Regions from separate parts of the Mus musculus genome. Here region 1 is linked to region 2. The links are chromatin loops, found by intact Hi-C in ENCODE. Cell type or tissue: gastrocnemius. All regions are shown on one strand. Links, peaks and the distances in the headings refer to the core of each region. The heading gives the core; the rest is flanking DNA. Region 1 overlaps Ambra1 (autophagy/beclin 1 regulator 1). Region 2 holds the start of Chrm4 (cholinergic receptor, muscarinic 4).

Region 1 (5,372 bases), core at 58-5,057, 52 kb after region 2:
GGCAGGCGGATTTCTGAGTTCGAGGCCAGCCTGGTCTACAAAGTGAGTTCCAAGACAGCCAGGGCTATACAAAGAAACCCTCTATCAAAAAACAAACAAACAAACAAACAAGTCGAAAAATACTATTGTAAATAAACTGATAGTCTTAAATAGTTTTAAAGTCTTACAAAAATCAAACACAGTATCAAACAAGTGTGATGTACTCAAAAGCGTTAGAAACCAGCATTTGCAGGTGTTATCAATGTGGCCACTGACGTCAAACCAGATGGCTCCATGCTACATATGACCACTCATATGAGGTGCATTATCTACCTTCCTTTAACACAGAAAATTCTCCTTCTATAATTGTATCTGGGAACTGGTGAAATGGTTCACTAGGCAAGCCACTGGCTGCCAAGGCCAAAGACTTGAGTTTGATCTTTTAGACCCACACAGTAAAGGAGAGAACTGACCCCCACAAGTTGTCCTCTGACCTGTAGTATGTGCATGCACAAGCACATGCGTGCGCGTGCGCGCGCGCGCGCACACACACACACACACACACACACACACACAGAGTCAAAGAAATGTAAAAAAAAATCTTGAGTATAGGTTAGAGGGGGGATACAGGGCGGGGTAGGTAAAACTAAGGACCATTTGAGGGGCCATGTGGAAATCTAATTCAGATGAAGTTTCTTAAAATATATGCATATATAAAATGGAATCAGCAAATAACAAAGAGACAAAGACCCAAGTAGACATATCCAGCCACCAAATGAAACCTCCAGTGCTGGGAATGAGTCACATCTAATCAAGCTGTTGGTGAAAGGGGCCCAATGGAAGGCTAAATAACCCAGGCTATTGCTAAAAGAATTGGTTGCTCTCCACAAACTGATGATAAGGTTCTACTGTTGAAACTGACACCTACATAATTCACTGAATACAGAGAAGTCGAGCTGGTGCCTACCTGGAGCCTTCGCCCCTACTGAGCAGTGTCCATAGTACTGAAGGGTCCTCTGCGCACTACTAGAGGAGAAAGGCAAACACACCAATGCAGCTTCAAAGCCTTCTATCTACAATGGTGACCTGCTGTGAATTTAAGGACCACTCCATGAGACAGGGCCCAACACTGCTTGCCTGGCCAAGAACCTGAGATGAAACAGCCACAGACCTAGGGAAAAACCAAGCACTACTGTTCTGTTAAAGGGAACATGGCAATAAAATGATTCTCAACAACATTCTGTTAGATCCATAGATCAGTGCCTTGCTCAGCCATCATCAGAGAAGCTTCCTCCTGCAGTAAATGGGAACAAATACAGAGACCCACAACTGGACAGTGTGCAGAGGGAGAAACCTTGGAACATTCAATTCTAAATGGGATGTTCCTATCAAATCCTTCCCCCCAGGTTCAGAGAACTCTGTGGAAGAACAAGTAGACATTTTCTAAGAGTCAGTGGAGATGGAAGGCACAAAGCAAAAAGGCCTTCTAGACAAAACAGGCCTAATGCACAAAAGGCCTCAGTCTGTGACAGCACGTAGAGCGCCCCACAGGTCTAAGTCAGGTCTCAGTCTGTGACAGCACGTAGAGCGCCCCACAGGTCTAAGTCAGATGGGTTCCAGCACTGAGAGATGAGCTCCCATCTCAAAAAACAGTTTTCTCCAAAGGAGTCTCACTGGGTGTAAAAACTACACTAAAGGGCAGGCCTATGCCCAGCAGTACATGGTCAACACAAAACAAATTTAATGCTATTTTGGTTTCTTCAGTGTGGGGTTGGGGTTTTCTGCCTTAGAGGTCTTTTTCTTGTGTATTATTGTCTACAGTTGTGTGTTTCCATGAAATTTCTGTATATGTGAATGTGATGTGTCTTTAACATCTCTATGTACACATTCTTTGTTGCCCCTCTCCCATGTTTGTTTTGCCCTATTCTGGTTTGTTTTCATTTTGTTTTGGATGTCTTTTTCTAATAGAGAGAGAAAGGGTATACAAATTTAGGGAGATGGGGTGGATCCAGGAGGAACTGGGAGAAGGGAACCATAATCAGAATCTATTATAAGGGGGGAAAATCTATTTTCAATAAAAAAAAAATCTGATGTGAGAATTTTGCTGATTATTAGGTCAAGAAAGAGGCTCTGCTGTCTGTAGGAATTTCCTTCTTTTCTTTTCCTTTCTGAAAGATTTTAGTGGGTTTTATGACTCTAGAATTTCACACTATCAAAGCCTGCAGGATTTTTTTTTTTTTTTTTAATTTTTGGTTGTCAGCCTAGCCTTGCTGAGCCATTCTCCAGCCCAAAAATTTCTTAAAAAGAATCAGGCTCAGATTTTCTTGGCCTCATTAATAATGCAAACCATTTTAGTTAGAAGATCTACCACTTCCCTGGAAGGAATCACTTTTCATTTTGATAGAGGCTTCATTCCACTGAGCTTCCAAATTATTCCCCAGGCTTTCACTTCTATTATCTAGATCACTGACATCTCCTTTAACAGCCAGTCTCAGACTGCTTTAGCTCCTTACCATTTCTTCTAACTTACTAGAAAAGCATATCTCTAACCCCAAACACAAAGAAGTAAATTGGCTTTCTTCACGTATGATGAACTAAATGTTAGTTGCTAAGAGAGATTAAAGAAACAACTATTTTCTCAAGCAGAAGATTAAATCTACAACCAGGGAAAAGGTTCAGAAATGCACATGCTGGCTTTGTAACTGGGAACAAAATGATTTCAGCTCTAGCCCCAACTCCAGAGACATCCTGTACAGCGTACGCTTCTGAAAACAGCTGTGCAATAAATACACGTGTAGGGTGGTACTGTGAAGAGACTAGGGAGGGGATCTCTGCCAACCGTGCAGGAGTACTGCACAGAAACAGAGCTTGGCATCAGAGAGTCAATTTTCAGTGCCGTGTAAACACAGATTAGGGAGTGAAAGATGCCAGCAACAGATTCAAGTATCGTCACCAGGCTCTCTTGCACGAGAGCTGCTGGCCAACTGCGCCTGTCTCTTGGAAACATCAGGAAGAAAAAGCATTGTCCTGTTTAAAAAAACAAACCCAAAAAACCCACCCACCACTTAGCAGCTTTGGCTCAAGGTGCAGGCAATGTGCCAGAGCCAGTTAGTTAATGGACTGAGCCATGGATAGAGGTGGCATTCAGCCTTAGAAGCAAATCTTGACGGCTAAATGATTTCTTTTTTTTTTTTAAAGATTTATTTATTTATTATATATAAGTACACTGTAGCTGTCTTCAGACACTCCAGAAGAGGGCGTCAGATCTTGTTACAGATGGTTGTGAGCCACCATGTGGTTGCTGGGATTTGAACTCTGGACCTTCGGAAGAGCAGTCGGGTGCTCTTACCCACTGAGCCATCTCACCAGCCCAAGGCTAAATGATTTCTAATGCTTAAATATTTTCATATGTAGTAAACTAGACTCAGTATTAATTTCTTTTTTGTTTTGTTTTGTTTTGTTTGTTTGTTTGTTTTTCGAGACAGGGTTTTTCTGTATAGCCTCGGCTGTCCTGGAACTCACTCTGTAGTCCAGGCTGGCCTCAAACTCAGAAATCCACCTGCCTCTGCCTCCCAAGTGCCGGGATTAAAGGCGTGCGTCACCACTACCCATCTCAGTATTAATTTCGTAAAATATTATTTGTTTGTTTGTTGGCTTATGTATTTTAGAGACAAGGTCTCACTGTGTAGCTCTGGCTGTCCTGGAACTCACCCTGCTGACTAGGATGGCCTCCAAAAATCACAGAGATCCACCTGCCTCTGCCTCCTGAGTGCTAGAATTAAAGACATGTGCCACCACTCCTGGCTATATTTTTTATTTAAAAAATTATTTTTGCTAGGTGTAGTGGTAGAATGCCTTTAATCCTAGGACTTGGAAGGCTGAGACATGCAGATCTCTGAGTTTCAGGCCAGCTTGATCTACATAGCAAATTCCAGGACAGTTGAGACTACATAGAAAAAAAGACCATGCCTCAAAAACAAAAACACCTTTTAAAACCCACAAAAATGCATCTGTTTTTACTTTATGTGTATGCATATTTGCCTTAGAATATTTATGCACACTCTATGTGTGTCTGGTGCCAGCAGAGGTCAGAAAGTGGAGTTAGGTACATTGGATATAGAGTTCTGAGTTGCCATGTAAGGTGCAGGGAACTGAATCTGGGGCCTCTGGAAGAGCAGCCAGTACTCATCACTGCTGAGTCATTTCTCTAGCCCTAGATTCAGCATTTAACTGCCAAACTTACTGATATTCCAAATCAGATCATTTATCAAAGAACAATGAAGAGGCTTGTGTATTGGAAAACATTTGGAAGCATCTCTGGCTTCTACCCATGAACACTGTGACAACCAAAGAAAATTTCTCCAGATATCACCAAATGTTCCTATTGATAAAAGCCATCCCTAGGTGGTAAGCTTTATGCCAGCTACACTGTAATTCCAAGAAAAGTAACTTTAGATCTATTTGGGCTGGTCATGGTCACATATGCCTATAATTAAAGCAACTGGGAGGGCAAAATATATAATAATAGTATATATTATTATTCCTATTCCAGGTCAGTATGTCTCTATAGTAAGACCACATCCAAACCAACCAAACCAAACCAAGAAAGTATTGCTCTTAGAATATCTTCTGCTAAAGGGACTCAAATTGACTGTGACATTGATAATGTAAGGTGTCAGGCCCAAAGGAAATTCTATTTCTCCATCCTCCAATAAGAAGTCAAAATATCAGCCGGGCGGTGGTGGCGCATGCCTTTAATCCAGCACTTGGGAGGCAGAGGCAGGCGGATTTCTGAGTTCGAGGCCAGCCTGGTCTACAGAGTGAGTTCCAGGACAGCCAGGGCTACACAGAGAGACCCTGACTCGAAAAAGCAAAAAAAAAAAAAGTCAAAATATCCAGAATGAGCTCAACCTGTACTATAGGAGGATTTCTGAGTGTTAAATAAAAGACTCCTCAGGAACTTAATAAGCTAGTCCCCTTATAAAGTCAATTCCCCTACCTCTGGCAGAAGGGGCATATGGCTACTTATGGTGTCTATCAGCAAACCAAAGTGCATATTGGCCTTCAGACTCCTTCAGAATCACAAGTATCCTTATACACTTCCAAGTCCATGCTAGCCTCCCAGTCGTTCTCATATCCTCCCCAACCTAGACTCCCTCCAGCTCTCAGGCTTCTCTTACCCTAGCTACTATTTCTCTCTCTGCTCAGGACTCTTCCAGATGCCTCTAGATGTTTTTTTCATATCTACAGTAAAAACTTTCCCCTTAACCATGGAGTTGCTTACCCTACACCATAGAATGGCTATGCCAGTTTATACAAAAGGAAATTAATAAAAGGTATAGAATGATTTAAATACTTCTTAGCAAACCATGTTTTTCTATTTCTATCTTAGA
Region 2 (5,372 bases), core at 287-5,286:
GGCCTTGATCTGCCTGCCTCTGCCTCTAGAGGACCAGAACTGCAGGTATGCTCCACCATGTCCAGCCACGTGGACATTTCTTAACCAATCGTGGCCAAGGGAGATTTGTTCTCCCATTCCTACACTGTCGTCGTCATCATCACCACCACCACCACCATCATCATCATCGCAGCCAGCATAGATTGTCTACTGAGTTCCTGCACTCTGTGTTTCCTCACAACCGAAGGCAGATATTGAGGAAACAGGCTCAGAGGTGTTAAATAAGGTTCCACATTTCCTTGACATCCTGTGGCTGCTCCAGTGCATTTGGGAGCAAGGAGAGCAGTCAAGAAAGACACAGGACCTGATGGTTCTAAGGGCTAGGGAGGTCACGCTAGCGACCAGAGGAGGTGAGGTGGGAGCTGGGACACCTGGAAGAGGAAGAATAGGAAAGGGACTAGAGAGATGACGCAGGAAGTTCAGCTTCGCCTGCCCAGCCCAGTCCCAGGGGTGAAGAATGGACAGAGTGGGGGCTGTTAGATCCCCAGCAAAGAAATCAGAAGCCTGAAAGACACAGCAGCTGAAGAAGGGTCTATTTGATTTCCCAAGAACTAAGGACAAGCTCCCTCGTGGAGCCAAAAGATGAGGGAATTACCCCGGAGCCAGCCTAAGAGTTCACATCCCACACAGAGGATGACCCAGCTAAAGTCCTACAGAGCCCCTCCCCAGAGTTTGCCTTCCCTCCCACCAGGCTCCCTTCATCTCTCCTCCTCCCCTTCCTCTTCCATACATGTGAGGGAGGCCCACGCCCAGCACGCTGTGCCAGGGCAGCCGCTCAGCCCAGCCTCCTTCACACCCGCCAACACACAAGCATTCCACATACGCACAAAGGCACCATCTCAGCCACACGCAGGTCGTATACGCAGTCCTGTGCGTCTGTGTGTGCATCTGTGTGTGTGTGCGTGCACGCGCGTGCATGCGAGCCTGTGTGTGTGTGTAAGAGGAAGAGAGGGTGCAGCAGCCAGCTGTGGAGGAACAGGCGCCAAGTCTGCAGCTTGGGTTCAATAGTAGGCCAGCAAGGTCTAGCTGTACAGTCCGAGGAGAACCATTTGCCCTCTGAGAACTAGTTCTGTCATTTACAAAATAGAGGATCTTGTCCCACTATGGCCTTTGAACAGCCAGGGGACCCCCTTAGCACCTCAGCTTGCTCTCCAACTGGAAATGGCACCAGCCAAGCTTGGGCCAAGCTCTCCAGCTCCAACACAAGAGATACAAGAGATTGCCTTCTGGCTTCAAAGTTAAATCCACTGGTCAAAGGAAGACAGGAGGAAGTGGGGTAGTGACACTCCAAGGTCACCCAAGGAGTCAAGGGCAAAAGACAGATCAGTTCTTTCAAGGGACTCCACAGTGGTATTCAGCTCCAAAATGGGGCCTTAAGCATCAGATGCTTGGAGGGTAGCATCAAGCATAGAGGCTGTTCTCCCTACCTCACCCCACCCCAAATACCCACTGGCAGGGACAGGGACGAGGCAGTAGGGGAGCCATTAGCATGCACCAAGGAAACCTTCACTTTAGTCTCTCAGGACCAGAGCACAGCCAGCAGCCAGCAGGATAAGAAGATGAAGGTGGGGAGGTGGGGGGCAAGATGTGTGAGCTAGGAAAAATACAATCTCTCTTGTTTATTGAGTCAGAAGCCCCTCAAAGTTTACTGCCTATAGCACCCAGACAAGGTAAGTACTATTGGTAACCTCCTCTTACAGACATAAAAGTCCTCTTACCGAAGGGCATCGTGATAATGAACCTGATCAAAGTCATCCATTCGTAAGAAGGGGAGGGTCTGCGACACTTTATCTCCAAGATATTCCCCAAACCACACAGGATAGAAGCCCCCCAAGATGCATCTTAGATGTGGAACCCTCATATTCCAGTTCCCTCACTTGGGTTTGACCTTTTGTCCTCCTGGGACCAAGAAACAGCCTTGACAAGTAAATGACCAGATGAATGGTGGGTGGTTTGGTCTTCCCGGAGCCCCGACAGATGCAGACTGGGTAAATTCAGTTTTCTCAACTTGGTCCCAGTTTTCTTTCTAGACTTCTCTGATAGTCTCTCAGATGTTCAGACCACAGCACCTTCAGGCACAATTCTCTGCCTCCCCCCCCCCCCCAAATCCCGCCCATCTAGAATCCGAGAAGGCAAGCAGCCATCACCCTGGCCTGTGAGCACCGCTAGATGGCAATGTCGGTCCCCGGTGCCAGCTCCGGACCCCGAGCCGGAGGTTCACCACGTCAAGTCCCAGAGTAAACCGCAAATACAGAAAAGCGTCAGGGCAGGGCTTCTCCCACAAAGGAGCAAAGGGAGGGAGATACTGCCTGTCTCCGTGGTCCCAGGTTGCCACAAAGGTCCCTTAGGTTCGGCCAGGGTTTCGAGGATGAAAAACTTTAGGGCGTCGGGATTCCACCCGCACCCCGCAAGGCACCCATCAAGGAACGTGTAGGTGGGAAAACGAGTGCGAGTTGTGTTTGTGTGTGACTACTCGGGAGCTCGAGTAGACACTAGTAGCTGTTTGCATGTGCCAGTGTGCGCCCCGCCACGCCTGGATACCGGTGCGCCTTTGAACGTGTGAGCATACCAGCGCCATGTGGACACGTGCGTGTGCATGTGTGTGCGTGTCTGGCCATAGAGCTTGGGTGGCCGTAACCGCGAATTTGTGTGCGGGAGCAAATGCTGGACTATCAGCGAATGACCAGTTCCCATGGCGGGAACCACCGGCAAGCGCCCGGTCTGTGGGTGGGGAAAGGGTTGAGAAAGGAGCAAAATTTGGGCTGCGAAGAAACCCTGACTTTGGAACCATTATCTTAGTGGCCCCAGGCACCTGGTCCTAACTGCATCGTCAAGAATGGAGAGCGTGCAGTCCCAGCAGTGGGCTGACTTCTGTCGAGAAGCCTCTGCGATAGTCGTCGAGCCGTGAGGGTCACCGAGCTCAGTTTGATGTGCCCTACGCATTGAGGGCAGGGGTAGAGCCTCCAAACGGGGAGCCCAGTCGAGGCCTGGGTCAGGAGGGTAAAATTGTTCTTCACTCTTCAACCCGCAACCCCTGGAGAGGCCCTGTCTAGTCCTGTCAGTCAAAATAGGCACCGAGTTCCCAAGCTGTGGGCTCAGGTCTATCTCAAAGACAATCTCGGGGCTTACCCTTGGGCCCATCTCCCGGCTCCATCACGTCTGGGTCCTGGTCGAAAGGGCCAAGGTTCTCCGATGCCCCGCCCTCCCATCAACCCCCAGGCACGCAGTTCCTGTAGTCTCTGGGCGTGGGCAATGTGCTTCCGCGGGTTCTCGAGCCCCTACCCCTGCTGGGGACAAGTCGGGAAAGGGTGCTCTGGGCGCCCGTGGGGTAGATTTTCGATTATTAAGTGATCACTTCAGGAAAGCTATGGCCCCCAGGACTGTTCCTGAGGCGGAGAGAAGCCTCTGTACTTTAGGGGAAGAGAGAGGGGTGCTGGATATTGGGCCAAATCATTGTGCCTAACACTTCCTCTAAGAGCTGGGAGGGTGGAGGGCTGGGAGATGTATCTCCCCGGATGAGTAAAAGAGAGGGTACTCCTGGAGAGGGGGAAGGGAAACAGGAGAGAACAGGGGTGTTTTCCGTCGGGGCTCAAGGTCGCGGACAGAGGACTCCAACGGGCTAGAGCGTACTGGAGGCTCCCGGTGGGCCAAGGTGGGAACGGAGGGCAGGGAGACGGGCGGGAAACGGGCGCTTTGGGGCTTCATCTTCCGGCGCCTTGAAGAAGAGCCAACGGGAGGGAGTGAGGGAGTGTGGGTCCTGACCCGACGGCTGCTCTGCTTCGGGGTTGGGCTGTGGGCTGGGACTATTCCTCCCCTAGCCTTCTCAATGATCACCAATCCCTAGAGGTTCACCTAGAGAAACCTTTTAGAGACCTGGGGTCCTTCTTCCAGAGGGGTGCCCCATCTCTGAGCTCTCCGCCCCTTCCGCACCGCGCTTGCCTTTCAAAGGGGTCTGGGGCCCTGTTCCAGCCCGACCCACCTCTGGAGACCTTCAGGGGGTCCCAGAACCCTACATCCTCATCTTGCATAGAAGCCCCCCGCCCCCGCGATTCCGCGGAGTTACTCACCCGCTGCTTCTGTCTTGCTCCGCTGGCGCCGGACAGACGGCGGAACTAGCCAGAGGCCCTGCGAGTCGGTGGGGTGGGCGACTGGGCCGGGGGCCGGGGGCGGGGACAGGGTGCCAAGGGGCGGCCCCTGCTTCGCCTGCAGCTCCCGGCGCTGTGGCTCCGACTCGCGCTCACGCTCGCACTTTTCTCCGAGCCGCGTGATGTCACAGGGAAGCAGCCAATCGTGGTGGGGACGCACCGCCCGCCCGGGGCCGGTCACCCAGCGGCGACGCGCGGGGGTCACCACCTGGAGTGTCAGGCACCCTTGATGCTCACACCCTTCCCGGGAGATGGCCCGCAACTCCGGACTCCAGCACCGAGGGCACCGCCCACAGTCGCCAGGGAGGATTAGCCTCCGGCTCTGCCCTCCGGGGGGTGGGGTGGGGGCTGTCCGCGTTGTCATGGGGACTAGGCGCCCCCTCGCGGGCTGGGGAAGAACCAGGCGGCCAAGCTTGGCTATGAGCCCCGCCTCCGCCCTAACCACGCACTCTGGACACCGAAGTGTTTTCGAACCTCTCCACGGCTTGTAGCCCCTTCGTCGTTCCGCCTGAGGTTAAATCCTGGTCTTGAGGGTTTGGCCCCAACAGGCCCCTGGTGTGCGGCGGGGCAGATCTAGCAACGTGCTTCTGTCGGGACAGAGCGCTGCCTGATAGCCGCTGGACAGCCAAAAGACTGCAGCCGTCGGGGCCTGGGGAAGAGCAGGTGAGACTGGACAGGCGAGCATCTACCCTGGCTAAAGATCTTGTCACTCTCCACGCCCGGGAAGGGACGCGCATTAGCTGTGAGACTGAAGATGGCACGAGTCTCCTATCCAGCCGCGAATGAGTTCATCGCTGCCTATGTGGGGAAGCCAGGTGCCCAAGGTCACCTGGGACAGAACAGGCCATGAAGGAAAGTCCAGTCTCCTAGACCTCCCGCAACAGTACTAGGCTAAGGCCCAAAGTAGGCAGGTTCAGCACCTCGGACAGCCCCACACGTCCTTGGTGCGAAGGCCAGTTGCTCAGATCAAGCACCCGCCAGCCAGGGTTGAATGCACCCCTTCGCGCCCGGGGTCCTGAGTACCGGTCACCCACAAAGCTTCTTGAGTGTCAACAGCCAATTAACTTTAAGCCGGCTGACTTCTTGGAAAAACCACCTGAGTCTCAGCTCTCCTCTACTCTCCTGCAAGGGCTGGTAGGGGCTCCTGGGGACAGTGGTAGTGGTAGGGATAGCTTTGTAACGACAGAG

The links. A loop is a pair of places that touch in the nucleus more often than their neighbours do. Peaks named below come from ENCODE experiments on the same cell type or tissue, not always from the same donor. Only the 100,000 strongest peaks of a DNase experiment are listed, where the experiment ranks them.
Region 1: a loop joins it to region 2, with 1.9 times the contacts of the local background. A loop is called at or near these places in 2 of 42 quality-filtered maps.

The regions. Positions count from the first base shown.
Region 1 is chr2:91,868,508-91,873,879 of GRCm38, reverse strand. The region is part of intron 11 of Ambra1 (autophagy/beclin 1 regulator 1); the gene reads right to left. Among named protein-coding and RNA genes, the nearest start is that of Chrm4, 51 kb to the left of the region's middle. In gastrocnemius, for the core only: no CTCF peak of the experiment used is centred there; a DNase peak (open chromatin) is centred at 3,038; H3K4me3 peaks cover 365 bases; H3K27ac peaks cover 801 bases.
Region 2 is chr2:91,921,078-91,926,449 of GRCm38, reverse strand. It overlaps Chrm4 (cholinergic receptor, muscarinic 4), which reads right to left and starts at 4,261. Exons shown (of 2, transcript NM_007699.2): 1 at 4,107-4,261. In gastrocnemius, for the core only: CTCF peaks have their summits at 2,220 (motif pointing right) and 4,580 (motif pointing left); DNase peaks (open chromatin) are centred at 2,219, 3,208, 4,477 and 5,083; H3K4me3 peaks cover 2,822 bases.